Linked DNA regions of Mus musculus: all the other regions are linked to region 2. A link is a loop called in an ENCODE intact Hi-C map of the cell type or tissue named here. Cell type or tissue: gastrocnemius. All regions are shown on one strand. Each heading gives the region's core, and the rest is flanking DNA. Links, peaks and the distances in the headings are about the cores only.

What was found. A loop is a pair of places that touch in the nucleus more often than their neighbours do. Peaks named below come from ENCODE experiments on the same cell type or tissue, not always from the same donor. Only the 100,000 strongest peaks of a DNase experiment are listed, where the experiment ranks them.
Region 1: it touches region 2 in a loop (8-fold over the local background); 10 of 42 quality-filtered maps call a loop at or near these places.
Region 3: a loop joins it to region 2, with 2.5 times the contacts of the local background. A loop is called at or near these places in 6 of 42 quality-filtered maps.

Annotation. Positions count from the first base shown.
Region 1 is chr7:81,302,204-81,306,203 of GRCm38, reverse strand. Pde8a (phosphodiesterase 8A) reads right to left here. Exons shown (of 22, transcript NM_008803.3): 8 at 3,912-4,000. Among named protein-coding and RNA genes, the nearest start is that of Rps17, 41 kb to the left of the region's middle. In gastrocnemius, for the core only: a CTCF peak has its summit at 2,276; no DNase peak of the experiment used is centred there.
Region 2 is chr7:81,205,114-81,212,755 of GRCm38, reverse strand. It overlaps Gm44968 (a long non-coding RNA gene), which reads right to left and starts at 6,530. Exons shown (of 3, transcript XR_003946808.1): 1 at 6,414-6,530; 2 at 2,558-2,723; 3 at 1,969-2,247. In gastrocnemius, for the core only: no CTCF peak of the experiment used is centred there; a DNase peak (open chromatin) is centred at 3,600.
Region 3 is chr7:81,284,918-81,288,917 of GRCm38, reverse strand. The region is part of intron 3 of Pde8a (phosphodiesterase 8A); the gene reads right to left. Among named protein-coding and RNA genes, the nearest start is that of Rps17, 58 kb to the left of the region's middle. In gastrocnemius, for the core only: a CTCF peak has its summit at 1,737; no DNase peak of the experiment used is centred there.

The DNA.
Region 1 (4,000 bases), core at 1-4,000, 95 kb before region 2:
GGTGATAAGGGTGGCTAGGGGACTTGTCTTTATCAGCCAGCCCATCTGGCAAGTCACTCGAGGCTAAGCTATGAAAATCTCCCAACCCTCCTGTTGGATGCTGAACTAAAGGTGCCCATAATGTTCTTGGCCCTTCAGAACTCTTTGAACCCAGAGCTCTAAGATACCCAGTAGATACTGAGTCTGATTACTGGATGATGTAATTCTGAAAGCAATCTTTTTTTTTTTTTTTTTTTAAGAAGACCATGTCAAAACCAGCTAGCTCTGTCTGCAGTTAGTAGTAACCAGAGAAAAGAGCAGGTTATAAACAGCTTAGCTCTTGGTACAGCTAGCCCAGGGACAGACTATGCCCAAACACTAACCAGGGATCCCCTAGCAGGAAGGAGTAGGCAGTCCTCACTTCCATGGCCACAGAGTCACCCTGGAAACAAACAGCTCTAAGAGGACTATCCAAGACAATGTGGGAAACTGTGACAAGTCCCTAGATACCCTCATCACCCCAGGGGAAGGTGTGCCCTGGTTCCTCCTCCGCCATGCCACACCTACACAAATATACTTAAAAATCACTGGGCTGTGTAGCTAGCTCTTTTTGCTGGTTTGAGGTGGGCTCTCCCGATGTAGCTCTGGCCAGCCTGGAACTGGCTACACAGACTAGGCTGGTCTCAGACTTGTAATGGCCCTCTTGCCTTGGCCTCCCAAGTGTTATGAACTGTACACTTTTGATGGGTAGACTGTATGGTATGAGAATTACGTCTCAATAGAATTGTTCCATTACATGAAAAAGAAAAGAGGGAATGAAGAAAAGAGAAAGAAACAGTAGGTCATCAGGGCCAAGCCACCAGCACACTGAAAGATAGATGGAGAATGTCCTACTCCAGCTCCTGAAGAAACTCAGACAGACCCTAGCCGAGGTCTAACAGGCCACGGCAGTACCACAGGTCCCCAGAAGGAGCAGAGGTCAAGCCAGTGTCCTGGCTGGGGGAACAATGTTAAATATAAGCTTTCCAGTCACCAAGGTAAACAAAAAATGTATTTAGCACGAACCATATTTACTAATTATAAATACTAATTTACTAACTATAAAATTATAAATATAAATTTAGCTATGTATCACTGAAGGTTGGAATTCCTAAGAGGAAGAATACTTCCTTAGACCATGGTCAGAGAGATTTCTAGTTGGTCAATCTGACATCCAGCGGGTTCAGGAGCCAGCCAGTTCGGGGTGCGGGTGCTTTCGCACAGTCCTGTCCCCACATGAGCTCCCCACTGCACACTCTGCTGCTCTCTGGCACAAGCTACATACCAGCTATTGATGTGGTCCCCTTTGGCAATCACTGTCATAAAATTAAGTCATTGTCATCCAGCTGTCCTGTCCCCAAGGCTGGCACTGTGCTTACCAATGGTAAACAATCAAACAACACACGAGGCTTTTGTTTAGAGTGACTGAAGTCAACTACAGAATCTTGGTCACCAGACTAAGCAATCTGAATATTATACCAAGGGAGCAACATGATAGTCTTGGGATGAGGAGACCAGATGGGATCTGCCCACCATAACTGTGGGAATGTGAAGAAGACCTGGATCAGGTCAGGGGCAAACAGTGCACACTCCAAAGCAAGGAAATTAGCAGCCAACAGGATCGATGAACTTGAAGGAGGCAAAGGCAGAGGGATCAGTTTATTCCAGAGATCTAGGCAAGGTACGAGGACAGCCTATGAACAGAGAGTGTGACTAAGAGACATACTGGGACTTTTATTCATAAAAGGCAAGAGGAAAATCATTCTCTGACAATTTAATCTTGAGTGACAGCAGGCTACTGAGGAACAAGAACAAGAAGGCAAAGGTCAAAGACCAGGTAATTTGTGGAGGAAACAAGACAGTGGAGTAGGGAAGTGGAGCTGTGAGGAAGGGAGACACAGGAAGGAAGTCACAGGAGACAAAGCAGGTCAAAGAGCCCTGAGGTCACAGTCAGCTCGGGCGGGCATAAGCATAGCCAATACTTATCCTACACTGAGTGCGTGTGTGCGTGTATGTGTGGGTTTCAGGGCTGGGGCAACAAAAGAGGAAAAGTAGAGACGTATAGACAGGGGCTAGCTGGAAGAGAGGAGCTTGTCGGTCCCCTGACAGGGGAGTTATGAGAAGAAGAAAAATGATACAGGGAGGCATGAATGTGAACCTAAAAATCAAGTTAACATATCTATCTACCCCAAAGGGACAGCAGGCAGAAAGGACTGTAGAGTGATGAGTGTCTGCAATACTCTGCCCCAACAGCAGGGGGATCTCTCCTCTGGCCCAGGGTTTCCAAACTAACATTCTGATGCCTACAGTTCTGACCAGCTGACCATTTGCTGAGTCTCCTCTCTTCTGCCACGCTGGGTCCCTGGTGGACTTTTGAGCTCTCCTTGCTGATCACAGCATCGTGGTTCCACAAGGCCACTGACCCTCCACTAGCCATTCCCCTACAGAGATGGAACTGCACAGATGTCTGTCCTCTCACCTCAGTGAACCAGCAGGCTGCTGAATGGGTAGAATCACCTTTTCACACTCCCCAAAACCTCTAGAATACACTAAGTAAATGGCCAGACTCCTTCTTAGAAATAGAGTAGCAAACAGGCAATAACATGGAAGTCTTCCCGAGTTTTGTTCATAACCACTTCATGTCTCTAGAGAGGAGTTTCTGCTATTTGGACTTGAGGCTTTTGCCACTGGTCCCCAACAATGTTACCCCAGTAGAAGTGAGACAATGTGCACACAAACTTATATACTGACCACATAACCTGTTACCAATGGCTCTTCCCAGTAAGAGGGATCCAGCTTGCCTAGCCGGTGTCCAGACTAGTTGATAAGCCCAACAACAAAACCACTAGCTTAAAACAAAACAAAACAAAACAACCCAGGCATGCTGGTAAGCACCTTTAATCCCGGTGCTGGTGGATCTCTGTGAGTTTGCGGGCAACCTGGTCTATAGAGAGAGACCCTGTCTCAAAACAAAATAAAACAAAACCTCTGGCTCCAAATATTACCAAGGGGGAAAAATGACAGACTGCATGCCATGGGAAAGCCCTGAAGAGGACACGTCTTCCAGCCCACGTGCCAGGCACTGAGGTCTCTATGCCCGTTGGTCCTCTCCTCAAAGACCTTCTGCTCCTTCCAGTAAGACAAGACAGCACCCTGAACTGCAAACATGAAGGCAAGTAGGACTTAAGCCATGCCTACCTGAGGTTCTTTCCTTGCATCTTCCCGCAGCCCGGCACCAGGGCAGTGCTGACAATCAGGGAAGGCCTGGCAGGCTGCACCTACCCCTTCTGTCTGCCCCTTCTGTCTGCTCCTTTAGCTCTGAGTATGCATCTCACTGTCAACAACGACCCCTTCGTTTCCAACTCTGGAAAATGAGTTCTCCAAGGCAAATGTTCTTGCTTTGACCATCCTTCTGTGACAGGATTCAGCACAGTGCTTGGCACACAGCTGGTATTTAAAACTTGCTCAATGAATGACTGGGGCTCAGACATGCTCTAAGGGTGTGCTGCCTCCCTGGAAGTCCCTACCCAGAACCATGTGCCAACATCTACCACTTAAAAGCTCAGTTGTCAGGAATACCAGCTTTCCAGGACAGCCAGGGCTGCACAGAGAAACCCTTCCTTAAACACACACAAACACACACACACACACACACCCCAACTTTTTCACACCGCTCAGATAAAAACACTAATTTTAAGGTCAATCCCAGTAATTATGCTTGCTGGTTAATCACAGTGCATCCTTGGCTTCAGCTCTGCATCTGTAAAGTGAGAGTGACAGGACTTCTGGCAAGAGGGTGCAGTCGAGGCCACTGCTACATGTGGTGCTCACTGAACACCAGGCTTCCGGCCTTACCCGCAAGTGATGACAGTGCCAGCTAGCATCTTACTTACCTTGTCTACTGTGACACACGAATTTATGGCATCGAGCAAATCACCTTTCTTTTCATTTATGGGCACTTGTGCTAACTCCTTCCCTATTA
Region 2 (7,642 bases), core at 1,517-5,516:
GGATCCGAACCAAATGAAGAGTTGTGCGTCCGTCCAGCAGGGATCAGAACTGCAGCCCCCCAAGTGCTACCAGATAGCTAGCTGTGTGACTCCAGATGAGTCTCTTAACCTCTCGGTAGCTGAAACTGGAGGGCGACGCCCCTGGGTGTGCATCTGATACCCAGAGCCAGCCACTTCGAGGGCCTTCCCGCCCTTCTTTGCTCTCTAGGTCCACCGGGACCCTGGCGGGACCGGGACGTAGCTTCCTTTCCTCAGTCCACACCTTTCCTACACGCACCCGGGTGCGACCCTGAGTGGCTGAGACTCCTGCCCGCGGACTGGCTACTGTTAAGACCCGGAGATGTGCTCCGGGCTGAAGTCCCTGCTGTGACAGACACAGGTGCTTGGTCCCTGTGGCAGCTGCAACGTCCTTGAGCATCGATCTTCGCCACCAAAGGAGGATACAGGGCGGCTTCCGGAGCGGATAAGGCTGGAGCAGCTTTAGAAACTGGTTCTCTTTTCTGGCCTTTGGCACGCGGCTCCTTTGTCAAGTTAAAGCACGCTGTCCTATAAAAATATGACTGGCTCCTCCAAGGTGTCTTGAAAAACAGGAAAAGTTTTTGTACTGACACCCGTTATTCCACCCAGTCTGTGGTGTTTTCAACTAGCAGTCTTAGAGGGTAGATTTTTTGTTTTGTTTTTTTTTGTTTTGTTTTGTTTTTTTTCAGCTGGTAGCTGGATCCCTAGAGAAATTGCCTTTAGCCAAGATGCACGTACAAGTCTAAGGCTCTTCTCTCCGCCCACCAAAAGTCTGGCCTTGACAACTCCACAGTGACCTTGCTAGTGAAGCTCCAGGAAGCCCCGGCCCTCCCCTCGCGGACTGGCTCACAGCGGCCCTGCTTTGTCTTAGGGATCCTTGAGCTTGATGTCAATAGCAGGGTGGGGCTGAGGAAAGGAGGCTAGCTAGAGACCAAAGACAGATCCGTACCTTCCCCAATCTCTCTCTGATCCTGAGTTGGATTCTGTCGTCGTCGTCCCCCCCCCCCCCCCAACTCCTTTCTCTCTCATTTTGAAACTGATTTCTCACCCTGCAATTTAGGAACCCACAGATTTGGAACCTGAGGCTAAGAAAGACACTCTGGCAATTGGAGCCATCAGTTTACTCCTGGGTCTTGTAAAAGGAGCCCGTTTTTTTTGTTTTTGTTTTTTAATTCTCTGTAACCTTGGCCAGGGTCACAGTGTTGGAGCTGTGGACAGGAATTCATCCCACCACCACCAACCACCCCTCTGGCTGGAATCTACCTGTAGGTCTTTAACATAACCCATGAAACCTGTGACTGTGACTATAAAAGGTGGGTCACACTGACAGAAACAACCTAAAGCTTTCTGACGGGTGCCACCCATAAGTCCCCCAGAACTTCCTGGGCAGGTGAAGAATCCCACCATGGATGAGAGATGGCTCAGTGGCTACAAGCTAGTAGGGTACTTGCAGAGAACTTAAGGTTGATTCCCAGCACCCATGCCAGGTGTAACTCCAGCTCTAGGGGATCTGATCCCCTCTTCTGTCTTGCACACAAACACACAAACACACAGACCTGCATGCAAAATAAATTTTTAAAAGACTCCCACCAGCGCTGGGAGTGGTGGCTTAAGCTCATTATCCCAGACTGAGACAGAAGGGTTGCCCTGAATGATGGCCAGGCAGTCTATATAGCAAGTCTCTGTTGAAATTTTAAAAAATAAAGAGGCCTACAGAGTTGGCTCAGAGGTTAAAAGCACTTGCAGAAGACCCGGTTTGGTTCCCAACCCCCCTCCCCCCCACACACACACCCCGTGGTGGCTCATGACTATCTGCAACTCCAGCTTTGGGGGATTAGATGACTTCTGACCTCCAAAGGTACCAGGCATGCATATGGTGCACATATATACATGCAGGCAGAACATTCATATACATTTTTTAAAAACTTAAAAATCACCAAGAGTCTCAGGTAACTCATGAACTATCTGAGTCCTGTACAGAGTAGATATCCTGCCCCCAACAGTGCTGGCCAGCAGGAGCCTCACTAACACAAGCAGAATCTACCAGCATCACCACCCATTCCTGGTGGGCATCGGAACTCTGACCAGAGTGGCTCCAACTTGTAATTGAACGTGCATTTCAGTTCTTACTCCCCGGACTCAAGCGTAACTTCAGTAACTTCTGATCTCCTTCCTGGTGGCTTCAGTTTACAAATCAGCTGTTCTCAGGAGACTCCACAGTCCTAGGGGCTGGGGGGGGAGAGATCTGTTCTCGAGAGGCAGGAGCAGCTTTCCTGTCTAAACCCAACCCTTTTTTGTTTCCCTGCTTCCCCCAAAGCTGATCCCACTAGCCAGTTCTGGAGCCTGCCTGTCTTCTCCACGGGGGGGGGGGGGGGGGGGTCAGCCATTCCCAAAGACTACTGCTGCAAAGGTTTCCCTACAGCTCCTCATCTCCTTTCCCCCCCACATCAAACTTGGCTGATGAAGGACAGAGCATTCTGACAGCTTGAGATCTGACTCCCAGCTTGCCCTTTGCTAGACCTTGGACTGCCGACTTCACCTCTGTGAGCTGATTTTCTCTGCTGCGGATCTAGGATTAGCAATATCTGCCTCTCCGAGATTAGATGGGCTGACCGATGTCAAATGCCTGTAATAACCACTGTGTCCTATAACCGCAGCATCCACCTTCCTCTGGGTTCATTCAGCACTTCAGTCCTAGCTGCCAGCTGCCAACAAAATAAAACTATAGGGAGAAATGGACTTACCCAAACAAATCTACGGCTTCTACTTTACCAAGCCCCCCCCCCCAACTTTCAAGGTCTTATATGAGTTTTTTCTAAATTACATCATTTTTGTTTGTTGTTGAGACAGTATCCCTCAAATTATCATTGTTTTCAAATTGTTCAGCCTATGCATTTATATGCAAATATAGCCTGAAACAATAGTAAAACATTTGAGCCAAGCAGAGTCATATAGTGTACACAGGGGGGAAATAAAAAAAGAAGTCCAGCACCGTGTCTTTTAATCCTAGCACTTCATATGCAAGCAGAGGCAAGCAGATCTCTGTGAGCTTGAAGCCAGCCTGAGCTGCATAGGAAGCTGCAGATCGTTCAGTGCTAAGTGAGAATTTGTCTTGCAGAAATAAAAGGAAAAAAGAAGAAGAGGCTCCCCGTCTCCAAGGATAACTATTGTTAGAGGTTTTGACTGTTTCTAGATGGAACATGCTGTATTTGTATATGTAGCACACACCTATTACAATTTTGCAAAGAAGGCTACAGTGGACATCACCAAAAATCTTTGTGAGATTAATTTATCTAGAAGTCTGCACCCTACCCTTCTGCTCCAGTAGGGGTGAAGAGAAGTGAAATCAGAGACCTTCGGCCTTGGCTACCACTGAGCGAGGACTAGGAGCCACACCGGCCACCCTCCTTCCACCCTCCTTGGTAGCTCCAGAATCAAAGCCTTTCTGAGTCACCCACTCAGATTCCTCATTGTTTCTTGGTTATCCCCTGGTCTTTCATTCCCTGACTATCCCAGCATTTCTCAGATAAGACAGGACCAGGTGACCACCTTCAAACAGAAACCACAGGGATGGAGGAGCGCCCTCTGGGGGCCAGAGTGGAGGAGGAGTAAGACCGCAGTAGTTCTGGTCCTCCGGGGCTGGCTCTCCTGTGCGCCTGAGGTTCCCTTTTCAGTTTGGCTTGGTTCTAGTCATTCACCTGAGACCCTGGAGTAACAGCTCAATGTGGACTCAATTTCCCAGAGTGGACTTACTGAGTCTCACGTTCTCAGGAGTCTCTGGTTCCCAGAGCTCACCTTCCTGCTTTTCTCTATGATTCCATCCACCCCTTCCTGCAAGGCTAGGAATTCAGCCTTCTTTCATCTACCGGAGAAAAAGCAACATTCTTAATAACATTGTCCGGGGAGGCAGATGCTTAGGGGACCAAGGGCTCACTCTAAACACAGGAAGAGGAGCACAATGCCATGGACCGGAAGCCACCAAAACCTGCTCACCCTCTGGACTGCACAAAAGACATTTGCTGTTAGGAGGCCTCAGGAATCCCCAGCCTCCGTCTCTCCAGCCTCCATCTGTCCAGCCTCCGTCTGTCCAATCCTAGGACCCCATCAGTTCCACCCCAGCTCGGAAGCACCTGACCCAAGTTCTCTTTAATTTGTGTTGTTGTTGTTGTTGTTGTTGCTGTTGCTGCTGCTGCTGTTGCTGCTGCTGCTGCTGTTGTTGTTGTGAGACAAGACCTCTTGTAGTCCAGGCTGGCCTCAAACTAGATACGTAGTCAAGAATGAACTCACAGTTCTGATTTCCTGCTCCACCTCCCATGTGCTGAGATTCCAGGCCCAGACCATCATGCCTGACTTCCTTGCCCCAAATTCTTAACTTATGGTGTTGCAGGGGGTATCTCTATACCTCGACCAGGGTAGTCATGGGTACTTTGCAGGGTTTCATGGGCATGTTTTTGAGTATTTTTTTTATTGCTAGCTGATCTAGCAGGGCCCAAACCACTGTGGGGAGTACTACCGTTAAGCAAGTGGGTCTGGGCAAGTGTCTAAAGAGTTGGCTCAGTTGTTAAGAATGCTTGTTCTTACAAAGGACCCAGGCTTAATTCCCAGAACATACATGGAACCTCACAACCATCTGTAACTCCAATCCCAGGGACTCTGATGCTTTCTTCCGACTTCTAGCACAACAGGCAAGCACACAGGGCACCTAAATACGTGCCTGCAAAACACTCAAACACATGAAATAAATTTGTATAAACAAATGAATCGAAAGAGAAGTAGCAACGTAAGAGCCTGGGAGCAACATTCCTGCGTGACGTCCACTTCAGGCCCTGCCTCCAGTCCCATGATTGGTGGTGTGTGACCTTAACGTTGTAAGATAAAACAAACCCTTTCCTTCCCTAACCTGCTTCTGGTCATGGTGCTCATCACAGAAACAGAAAAGCAAACTAGGGCAGCCTGATAAAAGTAATGTAAAGGGAGTTTCTTTGACTCAGTGTGAGAGATACAGGTGGATAGGGGCTGGCTTCAGGAATGTGAGGCAGGTCACAGTTATCTACAGTCAGGACACAGGAAGACAGAAGCTCAAGCTAAGCTACATTTCTCCTCTTCATTCCATCCCAGGGGATGAAGCCATCCCCTTCAGAGTGTGTGTGTGTGTGTGTGTGTGTGTGTGTGTGTGTGTGTGTGCAGCTACATGTACAGATGAGTGTGTATGTGGAGGTCAGAGGTCAATGTTGGGTGTCTTCCTCAATCAGTCTCCATCATATTTTGTGAGATGGGGCTCTTCCGCTGAACCTGGAGCTAGCTGATATTAGCAAGACTCGTTGGGCAGCAAGCCCAGAAGTCTTCCTGTCTCTACCTCCCCAGCATTAGAACCATGGAGAGTGCAGGGGATGAGATGTCAGGTCCTCATGAATGCACAGCAAGCACTTTACCCACAGAGCCATCGCCTTCACCCTTTTCTGAGATCTGTCTGTGTAGTCCAAGCTAGGCTGGAACTTTTCTATCTTCTGCCTCTGCTTCCCGAGTCCTGGGATTACAGGTGTACAACTCCTTACCCCCACTGAAAATGCTTAATAGTTATGATCAAAGGCTCTGGGACTATGTTGACCATCACCACCACCACAATCATCAGCATCATTGTCACCACCATCACCACCCCACTACTAGGATCATAATCGTCAGCATCACCACCACCGTTATATCACTACCATCATCATCACTATCGCCACCACTGCTACCCAACACCCCAATACCCCAGCAGCAGCATCACCACCACCACCATCATCATCATCACCACCACGATGGTCACCGCTAACATCATCCTCACCACTCCCATCAGCAGCACTCATCCCAGTGGCACAACTCTCACAACAACTTCCTAGGCCCCTTCACACCAGGACAAGTGAGGAGTCCAAGGGTCTTTCATCAGGACCCCTTTGCCTTGCTCCAAAGTCGTCACATGAGCCGAGCCGAGCCCTGCTTCCTGTCTTATGACTGAGAAAACATGATGTGACATAAGCTCCCATGAACTGAAGTGCACCTTTGAATGACCTCATTCATTGTGTCCTACAGACTAACAGAGTCCTCAGCACTGTCCCCCAGCCCGGGGCCACGTCCTTCACATTCGGAAACTTCCTTACTTGGGAGTAGATCTTCACAGCTCTGAGGCCACAGAGCTTGCCAGGCTGATGAGGCTCGCACGGTCTGACCATATCACTGTCCACCATTGTCATCTCCAGGTTCTCACTTAATACCCGGCATCCTTCCTTCCTTCCCCCTTCCCTTCCTCCATTCCCTCCTTCTCTCCCCCTCGCCCCCTCTCTCTCCTTCCTTCTCCCCCTTCCTCCCTCCCCCTCTCCCTTCTGGTGAGGATTCACTATGTTTCCCACACTGACCTGGAATCCTTGGATCCAGTGATGCTTCCTTCTCAGCCTCTGAAGTACCTGTGACTACAGACATGTGCTGTCCCACACAGAGCCGTGTTGCCCTTTGGTAGACACACACCCGGCTCCTCCTTCAGATCCTTCCTCCCATTTCACTGTCTTTATAATTTTGCTTACCTCTTCCTGGAATGGGCTGCAGTGTTCTTTCATTCATATATACTCATGTATATCATTACATGGCTCACCCTTCTAGCACAGATATTTTGGGTTGTAGTCAATCAAAACCCGGACCCAGAGGGACGTTAGCAAACCAGAAGTGACAGGTTACTGAGAAGCTGAAAAGTCTGACTTCAGGTATGGCTTGATCAGGAACTCCAACAATTCACATGAATACTTGTTCACTCTGGATGGTTCATGTGTCTGACTTAACCAATCACTGTGGCCAGGGAAGTGGCAAACACTAAAGATTCTACCAAAATAACTTGAGCTGAACTAGAGGTAACTGTGACCTGCTTTGGTCCCCACAAGTTATGTAGTTAGTCCTATGATGCAGCTCTCAGTATTCTGCTTGGGTGTATACAGAATAGAAGTGAGGAGAATGGGAGGGATCCTCTGGCCAGTTGGGACGTTCCCAGGTCTGCTCAGGTAGCTCAGGTTGTGGTCAATAATGAGTCCTCCTTACTGTCTCAACCCAGCCCCTGCCTTAGCTTATCCCTGTGCCTCCCTCAGCTGCTGCCCTCAGAGGGAGGGACTTCAGAACTGTGCCCTCAAGAAACTGGCACTAGAAGCACTGTGAGACACAAAGATGGCACATCAGAGAGAGAAAGGTGGGACTCCCCACACCCACACCCACACCCACACACACTCTTTCCCAGCGTCTCCACTCAACCTTTTAGCTTTCCAGCTGCCAGACTGTGGCCTTCTGCCACATTCCACCTGGGTGGGATTTCTGTTGACCAGAGATGTCTGTGAGGAGAGAAGAAAGAATGTGTCTCCCACCTTAGAGATGAGAAGCTGTGTGTCAAAAAATGGCCCAGGATGGACCTAGGACAGCAGTGATGCAGTGACATCTGCTAGCTTTCTTAATTACATCTCTCTCTCTCTCTCTCTCTCTCTCTCTCTCTCTCTCTCACACACACACACACACAGAGAGAGAGAGAGAGAGAGAGAGGGAGAGAGAGAGAGAGAGAAAGAGAGAGAGCGCATGGGCATACCACACCACCTGTGTGAAGATCAGAGGA
Region 3 (4,000 bases), core at 1-4,000, 78 kb before region 2:
GAGGGAGAGAGAGAGAGAGAGAGAGAGGGAGAGAGAGAGAGAGAGAGAGGGAGAGAGAGAGAGAATAGAGAATATGCAGTGAGAACTCGGAGCTGCTGTGACACTCTGCAGAACCAGGAATCTGGATTTTTTTCACTCTGTATTTCCCTATTATTATCTAAATAATATTTGGTCTTTGTGGTTTAAAATTATCTGAATGTTAGCCATCATTTCCACATGCTAGACATTAGGAAAAACAGCATGACCCCTCCCGTCAAGGATACTTTCTAGAAAGCACATAACCGTTCCAATGGATAGTTACAAGGAAAGCTAAAGAAGGCAACATACTCTTTAGGTGGCTTCATGCCCTGTGAAATTGCTGAGAATTGATTATTAGCTAAAGAACCATAAGCATGTACTGGGGAAACTACCAGTCTCTGGTCACACGAGAGAACTCCAAATGATCCTGATAATGGTCTCAGCACCAACACCGAGGAAGGGGTTACCATGGAGGTTCACAGCGATCTTGCTCTTTAGATCAAGGTGAATCAAGAAATCGTATGAACGAATGTGTCTTGACACTGTCCTTATTATTTTTTTTTTTTTGACAGGAGGAACATAATTCTGTTTGTGGGGTGTGCGGTGTGTGGTCCCAGACCAATGCTCGGCATCATCTCAGTCACCCTCCACCTTGTTCACTGAGGCAGGGTCTCTCGGTTGAGGCTGAAGCTCAGGCTTCAGCTTATCCAGATAAGCAGCTTGTTCCAGGGAGCCATCTCTGCCCTCTAAGGCTGAACTTACAGGTGGGTCATGCATACCCACCATTACATAGGTGCTGGCGGTCTGGACTCTGGTTTTCATGCTTGCACGGTAACATCTGTACCACGGAGCCATTCCTTCTCCTGAGTTTGCTTTTGCTTCTGTATCCATGTGAATTTTAATTCTGCTACAAGAGTGGTTCTCAACCTTCCTATTGCTGTGACCCTTTAATACAGTTCCTTATGTTGTGGAGACCCCCAGCCATAAAATTATTTTCATTGCTACTTCATAACTGTAATTTTGCTATGGTTATGAATCGAAATGTAACTATCTGTCTAATACAATGGTCTTAGGTGACCCCTGTGAGTGAGTTGTTTGACACACACAACCCCAAAGGGTAGAACTGCTAAACTAGACCATGCCGGGGTTTCTCCCAGGGCTTCTCTCCTTCCTCCATCTTCCTTCACGAAATCTTCCCTTCTGTTATGCAGCCATGCCCCTATGGCACCAATTTGTCTCAAAAAAATGAGTACCTAGCTCAGATCCTCAGGACCCAAGCAAAAGCCAGGAGGGGCAGTGCATGTCTATAGCCCCAGCACTCAGGGGCGGAGGGTATAGAGTTCGATGGCCAACAAGTCTAGTCTAATGGATAAGCTCCAGGACCAGTAAAAGACCCTGCCTTAAAAAATCAGGTGAAGAACAATCAGTCCCTGTGTCAGCCTCTGGCCTCCACACGCATGCACCCTCCCACCCCCACACAAATATGTCCATGCACCACATGCACACAGTCATTAGTGCTGTTCTTTCTGGGCCATTATGTTGATGCAGCTTTTACACCCCCTACCCGATTCTTCATCTTGTCAGTCACCCTTGATCGGAAGTGACTTTTATCCAGGCTGCTGACAGCCATCAGTTTTCTTAGCTCGCTTCACTGAACCCCAGGTGTCAGAGCCACCTTCCTCTTGTCAACAGGTTTGGAATGCACTGTGTGTGCAGTGTGCCTGCTGCAGAGGGCGCCTGGCTTGCTCTCTCCAGTTCTCAAGCCACACCTAGAATCACGGCTTACTGTACTGCAACTGCACAGTTTGAAGCACTGTTTTCATTCTGTCCCTCCTGCCAACATGGTTGGGAAACCACAGCTGACCAGCCTGTCTTGACGGGGCATCAGGAGTCGGAGCACATGCCTCCGACAAGCTCACTGAGGCTTTGCCACTCCTCAGGGCAACACCATGTTTCTCTGATGACAACAACTCAGCATCTCAGGTAGAGCAGACAGCAGTGGGAGAGAATAACATCTCCTTCTCACCACCTCCCTTCACTGGTACTTTCGCTGCAGCTGCTGGTGCATGCTGAGCACAGCGTACAGCTTGCTTCTGATCAGTCTCTAATGCAGCAGAGACAGCTACAGAGGCTCACTATGTAGCTTAGATTGCGCTCAGAATCCTGAATGTCTGCCTCTACCTCACACATGAAGGATTAGAGGGAGGTATGTGCTACCACGCCCAGAGTACAGCGTCTTACCTACCCAGAGTAGAGTTCAAAGACTGGCTCGGCACAGTAGGCCTTTGCATCTGGCCTTTGTCTGTGGCCCTGACCTCTCCAGCTCTCTGACCAGTGGTGTGAGCACCGGCAGAGGGGCCTAGGCACCCTGCTGCTCCTCCTTATGCTGCCCTTCCTCCACCACCATTCTCTTCAAAACTCCTGCCCACCCTCACTATTCAACTCAAACATCTTCTCTCAAGCCGCCTTTCCCTCCTAAATCTCTTCTCCTGAACACCTGCCTGTCTCTGGCTTCACTATGTGCCCTCCAAAATTTATGTGTTGCCAATGTGACAGTGTCAAGAAGTAGGGCCCTAAGAACTTGGGCCATTCAGGCTGCTCTCTGGTGAGTGACATTAAGGCCCTTACAAAGGAGATTTCACACAGCCAGAGGATGCAGCCAGACAACCTATTAGAACCTTTAGCCTGGTTTTCTCAGTCTGGAGAACTATGAAAAAAATAATTTTTGTTCTATACTGTTGTTGTTAATACTTGATTTTATTTTATTATTTATGTGTATACATGTGTGTCTTGTGAGTATGTGCCATGCATGTATAGGGGACAGTGGAGTCAAGAGAAAGATTGGATTCCCTTACCCCATCCTCCAGCTAAAGTTACAGGCGGTCAGCTGGAGTGTGGTGACACACAACTTTAATCCCAGCACTTAGGAGGCAGAAGTAGGCATATGTGAGTTCAAGGCCAGCTTGGTCTGCAGAGTGAGTTCCAGGACAGCCAGGGCTACATAGTGAGGCCCTGTCTCTGGTAGGGCAGGGGTGAGAGGAGCTTTGTGGGCAGTTGTGAGCCACCTGACCTGGGCTTGGAGACTTGGATTCAGGTCCTCTGGAAGAGCAACAGGTGCTCTTAGCCACTGAGCCATCTTTCCAGCTGGCTAATTTGTGTTCTTTATCAATTATCTAGTCTCAAGCTTTATGTTATAGTCACATGAAACAAAGATATTCTATGTATGAATTATGTTTCTTGTGCTATGACCTGACAAGAAACAACTTCTGGGCACCGTTCTTCGTTTTTATCGGTGGTTCAGAAGATACAGCCCATCACAGTGGGGAGGCCTGCAGCAGGAGCTCACAGCTATGGCAAAGGTAACTTTCATCTTGCTAATCAGGAAGCAGAGAGGAGGAGTTCTGGAACTCAGTGGCCTTTTCCTTTTCCCCTTTTCCTTACTCCAGGACTCCAACCCATGGCACGGGACCACCCACACTCAGAGTGTGTCTTACCCCTCAATTAATCCTTTTTGGAAATGCCCACACAGACGCTCACAAAGGTATCTTACTACTGCCTTCAGCATGCCTTAGTCAGGTCAGGTGGACAGTTTGACAGTCTGAAATTTATCATCATGCTCTACAACGAGAGCATCAGTCCCTCAGAGGCCCGATTCATGCTTTGTTCATCCACACGCTCTAGTACCACATGTAGTGTCCAAACCAGTCAGTAAAGCTCTGAAACAGGATTTGAAAACGCATGGGGTCCCCAATGGAGGAGTTAGAGAAAGGACTGAAGGAGCTGAAGGGGTGTGCAACCCATAGGAAGAACAACAGTGTCAGCCAACCAGACCCCCAACCCCCCAGAGCTCCCAGGGACTAAACCACCAACCAAAGAGTACACATGGGGGGATCCATGGCTCCAGCCGAATATGTAGCAGAGGATGGCCTTGCCGGACATCAATGGGAGGAGAGGCCCTTGGTCCTGTGAAGACTCAATGCCT